2 separate regions of the Homo sapiens genome follow, and region 2 is linked to region 1. A link is a contact called in ENCODE Hi-C or POLR2A ChIA-PET data. All regions are on one chromosome and are shown on one strand. Each heading gives the region's core, a stretch centred on a gene start or an enhancer-like site at or near the end of the contact. The rest is flanking DNA. Distances are from core to core; before and after follow the strand shown. Region 1 overlaps SEMA3F-AS1 (SEMA3F antisense RNA 1). Region 2 holds the start of NPRL2 (NPR2 like, GATOR1 complex subunit).

What was found. Hi-C counts contacts between places; a loop is a spot of excess contacts on that map. ChIA-PET counts read pairs that join two places held with the same protein, here RNA polymerase II (POLR2A). Pooled maps may share reads with other maps.
Region 2: a pooled map shows a loop between it and region 1 (2.4-fold over the local background). The contact joins the promoter of NPRL2 here to the enhancer-like site in region 1. A Hi-C loop is called at or near these places in 1 of 50 pooled maps. POLR2A ChIA-PET finds 5 or more read pairs at or near these places in 3 of 52 experiments (GM10248, WTC11 and activated T-cell).

What each region holds. Positions count from the first base shown.
Region 1 is chr3:50,119,872-50,123,959 of GRCh38, forward strand. It overlaps SEMA3F-AS1 (SEMA3F antisense RNA 1), which reads right to left. Exons shown (of 4, transcript NR_135301.1): 3 at 2,654-2,717. Among named protein-coding and RNA genes, the nearest start is that of RBM5-AS1, 21 kb to the left of the region's middle. RefSeq lists enhancers at 427-1,305, 1,306-2,183, 3,169-3,669. Within about 2 kb of position 1,845, at least 3 of the 41 ENCODE cell types and tissues checked have a DNase peak (open chromatin) inside an H3K27ac peak, as active enhancers do.
Region 2 is chr3:50,348,611-50,353,247 of GRCh38, forward strand. It overlaps NPRL2 (NPR2 like, GATOR1 complex subunit), which reads right to left and starts at 2,165. Exons shown (of 11, transcript NM_006545.5): 1 at 1,965-2,165; 2 at 1,321-1,412; 3 at 1,055-1,223; 4 at 776-884; 5 at 264-400; 6 at 75-172. The coding sequence starts at 2,042. It overlaps CYB561D2 (cytochrome b561 family member D2), which reads left to right and starts at 2,252. Exons shown (of 4, transcript NM_001291284.2): 1 at 2,252-2,374; 2 at 2,799-2,950; 3 at 3,399-3,436; 4 at 4,631-4,637. The coding sequence starts at 2,824. It overlaps LOC127898564 (CYB561D2-LOC101928965), which reads left to right and starts at 2,252. Exons shown (of 5, transcript NR_183066.1): 1 at 2,252-2,374; 2 at 2,799-2,950. RefSeq lists an enhancer at 2,207-2,426.

The sequences.
Region 1 (4,088 bases), core at 595-3,094:
GACTTTATTCCACACATGCCGGAGTGTGGAGTTGTCACTGCTCTGCAGGGCAGATCCTCCCTGCTTTTGGCCATGATACAGGTGATACCTGGTCCACCCTCTGCTGCGATGGAGAAACTGAGGAGGTCATCTCCCCCTGGCAGCACTCCACTCACTGCATCTTCTCAGCTGCTAAGGAGGTCCTGGGGGCATTGGAGAGTTTTCTGTTTTGAATGGGTATTTCGTCCTCAGCACTCTTCCACAGGGCAGAGAACATCATTTTGACCCAGAAGACCATGCCTGACCAGGTCAGGAAGTATACCTGGATCTCAGGCTGTTCTTGGGACCAGATGATGTGATGGGTTGCTCACATTGCCAATCTGGCCAAACTGAGTGCTTAAGCTCCACAGATTGGGCATGCAGTTAAGGTGGCCTTTTCTCTGCAGTTTACTTTTGAAGCTAGACTTGCTTTTGTGGGTGGTCACGTTTTCCTCTTTTCGGGCAGGGCGTTAAGGAATAGAAAATGCTCAGGAGGTCCTCACCCTGGCCTGTAGGGTAGTGCCTTGGAGAAGCTGAGCCTAATCACAGCTCTGGCTAGGGAGAGGTGGACGCAAATGCAGAAGCCCCAAGCCTGGGTTTCTGCAGAGTAAGGCTTGGGAACTTCACAAATGAGGGCCCAAGCGCCCAGAGCTGGGGTGGAGAGTGTGTCACAGATCTGGTCTACAGAAGTTGGATAAGAAACTGGCCTCACCTCCAGAGCCCTCACGGCATCAAGGGTGATGCTGGTGTTCCTCGCACCTGAGCAGCAGTCCTGAGTACCCTAATTAGACCCTTTTGACATCCGGCCCGGAAAGCTCTTCCAGGTGAGCATACCCAGAATAGGATCTGGGAAGCTCTTAATTATATGTACCCAGCTCAGCAAAGGTTGGGTGGAAGCGTCTTCCCTAGGGGAGCCATGGCCAGGCATTAATAGGAGCCAGCCCTCTAGCAGCCTCAGATTGACTTCCCAGCACCCGGAAGGGCACCTCAACCTGTCCCACACTGCTGGTGCTTAGAGTTACCTGTCAAAGCTGCTCAAGGCTCTCCCATGTGTGCTGTGGACCACGGCATCTGTTGTCAACACCAGCGTGGCCTTTCCTATGAACATGAAGCTGAGGGTTCCTGTGAATGTGAGGGTCTGAGCCAGCTCCTCAGAGATGGAGGCTCCCTCCTCTGGCCTCACCTGTTACCAGCATACCTAGCCAGGTGACTGCAGCCTTCACCCTGCATCTAAATTGATGGCCCCAGTCCTTGAGGTTTGACAGGCTGTTATCTTGGGCCCAGGTATCCTGCAAGACCATATTTGGGTGATCCTTCTGGTTTGGAAGCACTAGGATCCCAAGCATCCTCCTGACTGGCCCATCAGGGTTTACTCCAATCCCAAGCCCGGTTAAATGTGCTGTGTGCTGCCCATAGGGCCACCATTCCTCTTAGTCCTGTGTGATGTTGAGATGCTGTGAGAGTAGTGCAATCCTCTCAATCAGGGGAACCCAAATCTTGAATTTGAACGGTGCTCTTACTGAACTAGAAGGAGCCTCCAAGGATTCCCAAGTCCAGACTGCCCTTGGCTGGGACAGCTGCTACAACGTGCAAGGCTTTGAGGGCCGTCCAGGAGCAGCTGTCATGGCTGTGCATCAAACAAGTTTCAAAGCCCAGATGAGCATCCCGGCCTGAGCTAAGCTCCCCAGGCATGCATAGTCTGGCTGGGGGTCTCAAGGGCGCCCAGATCCCAGCCACCCCGATTCCGGAGGAATGAATGCCCTCAGGGACAGGTGGGGTGTGGGGGAAGATTGCCCACAGTCGATACTGGAGGAGGGTACTGTGTTGTTGGTGGCCACCAGGTGGCAGCATTCCATCATCTTTCCAGCCAGGCTGGTATAGGTGGTGGTAAGGAGAGGACTTCCCACCAAGTCCTGAGGTACTGGAGGTTCCCAGGGGCTCTCTCCACGTCTCTGGGACTCAAGGAGACCTGGCTAGAACTTCGGCCTTGAAACTTTCTGGAGTCAGGCAGGTGCCAAGTCTGCCTGCCTTGCAAGTTCCTGAGGGTCTCTGACCCCCAGGGACCCCCTCTGGCTAGATGGGGAAGTCGTCCCCACAGCGCCCAATGGGGCAAGAGCCAGGCTGACCCTGTGCACAGTAGGCACTTCCCTCTCAGCAATTCTTTCTGACCCAGGTAAATAATTTCTGCAGTCGATAAAGTGCATTTCTGCCTCTCACTCCCTTTCCCTACCACGTGCTTATTGACTCACAGAAGCACTGTTGCTAGAGCATCAGATTCTCAGCTTCTGTCCCTACAGCCCATGGGGAGTTGGAGCCCAGCTTGTCCAGGGCTCCCAGATGGAAGCAGGGGATGCCTGTAGTCCTTCACCCCAGTCTCCCAGAAGGTGGCAGGAGGGAGGTGGACTCATGGACTTGGGTTAAGGTCAGAACCCTATAGGGTGGGCCACACCCAGCCAGACAGAACTTTCCAGCAGAAGGTATGAGCCAGGGGCAGGGCCCTCCCATCCTGCTTAGTCCAAGCTGCACTGCCATCCCATTTAAAGAGGAAACTGAGATTCAAAGCTGTTGCTGGACTGGGCTGCTGCTGGCAACTGCTGCCCCATCACCACTCCAGTGCAGTAGAATTGGGTCTCACCTGCAGGTACAAGGTTGAGGTCCAGCCCTGGAGTGAGCTGGGTCTTGGGATGCCTCCCAGTGCCCTGAGGAAAGAGGAGAAAGACAGGGAGAGGCAGGTGAAGACAACCAGAGGCAAAGTGAGGCCTAGAGGATGCTGGAAAGAGAAGCTGGAGGAGTCTGCAGCAGCCACAAGGGGACGGAGGAGGCTGAGGGGGCAAGATAACGTGGGATGGGGCCGCCAGGTCTAGAGGAGTTGGTTCTGCGCTACCCACGGGTGCTGAGATAGGCCTCTGATCTTGGGGTGAATTCTGCACACCAATGGGGGAGGCCGAGGCAGGTGGCCAAGAGAGGAGGGGCTAGGGTGCCTGCTCGCGTCCTCTGCTGCTTTTATGTGCAACGGAGGCTCCAGGAGCCCCTGGCTCTCAGCTCTGGGCGGGCATCACCATCCTGAGTCTGGCTGGACAGGAGCTATTTGAGAATGATTCATGGATGTAATTAAGCCTCCCCCCACCATCCCCTAGTGTGGGCCTGGAACAGGGTCAGGTGCAGGTGTGGGAGCCCTGCCCAGCCTGTCCTGCAGGGTTGGGTTCAGCCTAGGGCCCCCTGGCCCAGCACAGCCTACCACCACCTAAGGGCGCCTAGCCTCAATCTGTAAGACCTGGAGCAAGACAGGGCTGAGCCCAAATCCTGAGAGGCACCAGAGCTGGGGCTTCTTCTCCTTCCTCTTACTCCCCAACTCCTGGGCTGAGGAGCCATCCTCTGCACTCATAAGCATGCCATGTGTACGCACCCACACGCAATGCAGGCCAGCCCTCAGGCATCCGGCTGCAGCAGGCAACATGCATGCTTCCCCATCACCCTTGACATTTGAGGTGGCATTACATCCAGATCCTGCAGACCCCCTCCCTGGTTGGTGTGTGAAGCATGCACACTTGTGCATAACCCCACCCAGCCACTGGCATATAGAAGAGCACACACAAGCCAGACACATTAATGAGCAAGTGTGCAAGTGAACCTGGCTCCTGAGGGGGCAGGAATCAGATGTTCTTGCTACCCCTGAGGAAGGAAACCTGGTCTGGCAGCCTTCTGTGAAGGGAGAGGGAGCCCCCAGGGTCACAGCGTGGCAGAGCACAAGCCGCCACCCAGCAGGCACACCCTTGTGCACACAATGTCATTCTGAGGCTTTCCCCTTTTCAGGTGGGTGGATCTTGGGGGTGTCCACCCAGAACAGGCTTCTGAGCTCACTGAACAGGTCCAAGTCTGCCAGCCATGGCTCAGCTCACTGGCAGAGCTGGAGAGGGGAAGGGAAGACTGAGGAAGGGGCATCATGGTCTCTAAGACTGGCTCAAGGTTCATTACCTTCCCTTCTAACACCTGCAGCCATACCTGCAGTGAGGACAGGAAGGAGAGGGAGCAGCCTCTCCTGTTTCCCTGACAGACTGGGAAGCTGAGGT
Region 2 (4,637 bases), core at 915-3,414, 230 kb after region 1:
CCCTCACACCCAGGGCCCCTGAGGTCTTCCCTGGCTGGTGACCTTGTCCCAGGTATGACTGTAGGCCCACTCACAGCAGGTTCTGGATAGCAATGCGCACCAGGTTGAGCTCCACATCTGCCTCTGCTGAAATCTTCTGGATGTGGCGGAACCCATCAATGTAGGGCAGGATCTGGGCAGAGTGGGACAAGGTCAGAAGAAACAGGATGAGGCCAGGGCTGTGGCCAGCCCCAGGTGATGATACCCAGGGAGGGATGGCATACTTGTTGTGTAGTGAGGTCCCACTGTGAGTTGAAGAAATCCTCCTTGTCTTTGGTAAAGACAGGTACATCATACTCCTGGGCCACCGGAGGGTCTGGCCGCTGCTCAATCACCTTCAAGTGGATGGTGTTGGACTCATCTGCAGGGGGCCCCATCCATATCCTCAGTGCCACTTCTTCCAAGAGGTCCTCAATTACCATCCAGGCCTCCCAGCATCCCTTGGGGCAAGCAGGTGCCTCTGGGTAGGGCTAATCTTTCTCTTTTTATGGAGTGAGAAACGGAGGCCCACAAAGGGGAAGGAATTGCCCAAGGGGCAGAGCTGGAGAGCTCTGCTTTCCCCCTACCCCCAGTCCCAGCTCCATCATGCATTGGACCCTGGACATGGGCACCTCAGCCCATGGCTATTTCCTGCCCACCAATGTGTTCATGAGTCTTGCCCTTCTCCCTGACTAGCTGGGTTCACTTTCCCATCTCTCCTCTACCCCTCTGCTGTCCTTGCAGAGGCTGGCCATACCAATGGGCAGAGTGCACCGGCCTGAGGCATTTAGCTCCTCCAGCAAGATGGTCATGATGGGCACCAACTTCTGCTTGCTCTCCTCCATGGACACGAAGCTGCTCTCTAGCTAGACAGAGCATGGAAAGCATGGTGGGCACATCCCAGGACCCCTGGCTGGTTGGCTGCCCTGAGTCCTGAGCTGGTTTGCAGGGTCCCAGGTTTGGGGGACTTTGGAGACATGGGAACACCTTCCCCAACTCTGCCTGTCGGTAAACCCAAGCCCATCTCATTGCAGACCTCTAGTGTGGTCAGATAGCCAGCCAGCTTTTTAACAATGGGCTCGAGGGCGCAGGTCTTGGCCTGGGCATCACACACGAAGCCCAGGTTGAAGAGGAGAGCATTGCGGCTGTACTTCTTGTGTTCGATGCACACAGGACAGCCGATCAGCTTCTTTTCCATAGCTGTGCTGGATAATTGGAACACAGTCAGGCCCCCAAGCCTGTCCCTTCCTCCTCCTGGGACAACCCCTGCCACCCACCGCTCACCCCGAGCTAGGGTCTCACACAGTGATAAGCTTGTTCTGCAGCTCTGGCTTGGTGATGATGTACACTTGGACTGTGTCAAACAGCTCTCGGGAGATGAAGTCTTCAGGGACCTGGGGAGGGGAGTGGCAATGGGCCCCTCAGTGGACATCTGTACTGGGTGTAGTACAAATGGTGACCTCCTCATGCCCCCCAAGCCCAAGTCCTCTTCTCCAGCGTTCCCCTCTCTCCCATCCACTCAGGCCTATTACTTCTTTCTGTTTCCAAACATACGCTATGATCTCACCTCCTTCCTGGCTTCTGCATATGCTGTTCCCTCTACCTGGAACACTTTCTCCTGCCTTACCTAAACTTCCTATGCATCATTTACTCTTCACTCAGTTCAGGGATACTCATGGGTCACCCAACTCACCTTCTGTGGGACCTGGAACCCCCCAACCGGATCCCTACAGCCCGATATCCTACAAACACTGCCAATGTGACGTATGTCTTCCCTGCCACATTGGGAGCCGGGGGCCTGGGTCTGACTATCCTCTAGCCTCACAGTTGTCTGCGAATGAAGCAGCATGCCTGCGTGCAGCACGGGAAACTACTGCCTTCAGGCAGCCAGTTGAGCTCTCGAGAACGTCCCTCTTCCCGCCCAGTCCCGCGAGCCCGGGTGGCACCTGATAGGTGATCTTGGGTCCCAGCGTGGGGTGGAACTCGCTGAAGAATATGCATTCGATGCGGCAGCCGCTGCCCATGGCAATAACCGGGCCCAGGCCCGTAGCTCCTCGTTCCTCGCGCAGAGGCGTCCCCACCTCCTGTGAACACTTGTCAGAGACAGCCTCGAGGCCTGTGTCGCTGGGGCACGCAAGCTTGCCAATCCCTCTGCCCAATGGCGCCTGCGCAGCGCGACTCAGAGGCGTGGCTGGGGCGGGGGACGGCTCGTCCCAGGAAGTCCTGGGTGGGTAGACGTCGCACCCGGAAGTAAAGCGGCTCCGTGACGGAGCGGCGGTGCGCGCGGCAGGGCCCGGAGTATCCCGCTTTCTTTGGAGGAAACCACCGCATCAGATCTGCGCTGCGGCAGAGGCAGGCAAGTCCCTAGCGTGGAGGGGCAGCATGCTGGCAGCACTTGGGGAGGCGGTGCGCTAAGGGATTCACGCTGTAACTGGGACCGCAGCAGGGAACTACAATTTCCATAGTGCTCCGCGCCCTCCCAGCTGGCTCTACTGCCGGCGACGGCGTGGTACACGCTGGGATTTGTAGTCTTACATGGCTTTGCGCCTCCTACCTGGAAGGCGGGCCAGCGATTGGTACCAGTTCAGACATGGGTACACGTTGACAGGCCGCCGGCCGTCGACTGGCATGTTGTGACCATTCCTGGTGCTGGTCTTGGTACTGTTCTTTCCTACCATAACTTATTGGAAGAGGGTGGCATTCCTGCCTTGCAGCCTTTTCTCCAGTGAGGAGTGAACAGTGGGCACCTGAGATCCTGGCCCACGCTACTATGCTTTCAGGCTACAACCACTAGCACGGCTGACGATGGCCCTTTCTGCGGAGACCGAGTCACACATCTACCGAGCTCTGCGTACTGCTTCTGGCGCTGCCGCCCACCTTGTGGCCCTGGGCTTTACCATCTTTGTGGCTGTGCTTGCCAGGCCTGGCTCCAGTAAGTAGAATTCATAGCTGACTTCTGGGAAGGGAAGGGCCACTGTTCCTGGGGAGGAAGGGCAGTGGGACTTCCGGGAACAGGCCTGGCTGGTTGAGGGAATTCTGTGCTGGAGCGATGAGTGAGGTGGAGCAGGTAGGTATGGCCAGGGCACACAGAATTCCTGGTTTGTCTTTCCTTCTCTGGGTGCTCCATTTGGCTGCCTCTCAGGAGGTGTAAGGGAAGGAGGGAGGACTGCCAGAGGAGTGGCAAAGCATGGCCTCTGATCCAGGAAGAGGCCAGGAAGAGAGGATAGGTGTGGGGTCAGCTTGTTGCAGAGCAAGAAGGGGCTCACAGTTTGGCAGCACCTCCTTGGGTGATGGGCTGCTGGTATTCCTCAACCCTTAAGGATTGGTATGGCTGGTTTCTTCTTGCCTCAGCCCCATGAGGCCTCCTCTTCTCATTCCAGGCCTGTTCTCCTGGCACCCGGTGCTTATGTCTTTGGCTGTAAGTAGTGGGCCTGGGCAGTTCTTAGGGGTGGGAGCATGGGCATGGTTGGTGGCCCTGGCAGCCTCTGAATCTTTGTCCACATTTAATATCTGTTTGGAAGAGTTGCATGCTCCAACTACTCCTGCCCATGGTATATATTTCAGACTTGAGGCTGGGCACGGTGGCTCATGCCTGTAATCCCAGCACTTAGAGGCCGAGGCGGGCACATCACCTGAGGTCAGGAGATCGAGACCATCTTGGCCAACATGGTGAAACCCCGTCTCTACTAAAAATACAAAAAATTAGCCGGGCATGGTGGCACGCGCCTGTAGTCCCAGCTACTCGGGAGGCTGAGGCAGGAGAATCGCATGAACCCAGGAGACGGAGGTTGCAGTGAGCCAAGATTGCGCCACTGCACTCTAACCTCTAACCTAGGCGACAGAGCGAGGCTCTGTCCCAAAAAAAAAAAAAAACCCAAAAACAAAAAAACCCCCCAAAAAACCAAAAATTAGCTGGGTGTGGTGGCAGGTGCCTGTAATCCCAGTTACTCAGGAGCCTGAGGCAGGAGAATTGCTTGAACCCGGAAGGCGGAGATTGCAGTGAGCCGAGATCAGGCCACTGCACTCCAGCCTGGGTGACAGAGAGAGACTATCTCCAAAAAAAAAAAAAAAAAAAAAAAGAGACTTGAATCAGAGTAATGAAGACCCAGGACCCAGGTCAAATGGGTAAGATTTGTCTAAGCACAATGAGGCTTCACCCACCTCTAGGCAGAAAGCTGAGACATTGCATTTGGATGTACCTCTGTCCCTTTTTACTTTAATTTCTGGTGATGCACCTAACTTTCCCTGAAACAGTGCACCCATGTGGCCAGCTCTTGCCAAGAAATTGTATCCAGCCCCACGTTAGGGAAACAAAGCTTGTGAATCATTTATAACTGCCACATCTCAAACCCTGTGTTTGCTTGGTAACATACGACAGATGACATTTCAGACTGGCACCTAGGAGGAAGTGTGGAGATTATTCAGGGCACATATATCATCCCAGATGGGGTTTTCCACTCTTGCCCCACCAAATGGATAGTCTTGTCAGTGGGGAGAGAAAGAAAAAGGGGAATCAGCCCAGACTCACTGGCAGCTAAGGGTTACATAAAGCCCTCTTCTCCTCTTCTGGGGCAGCACCCTCACTTGAGCTTCCCATCCCCTGTTTCCTCAGTTCTCCT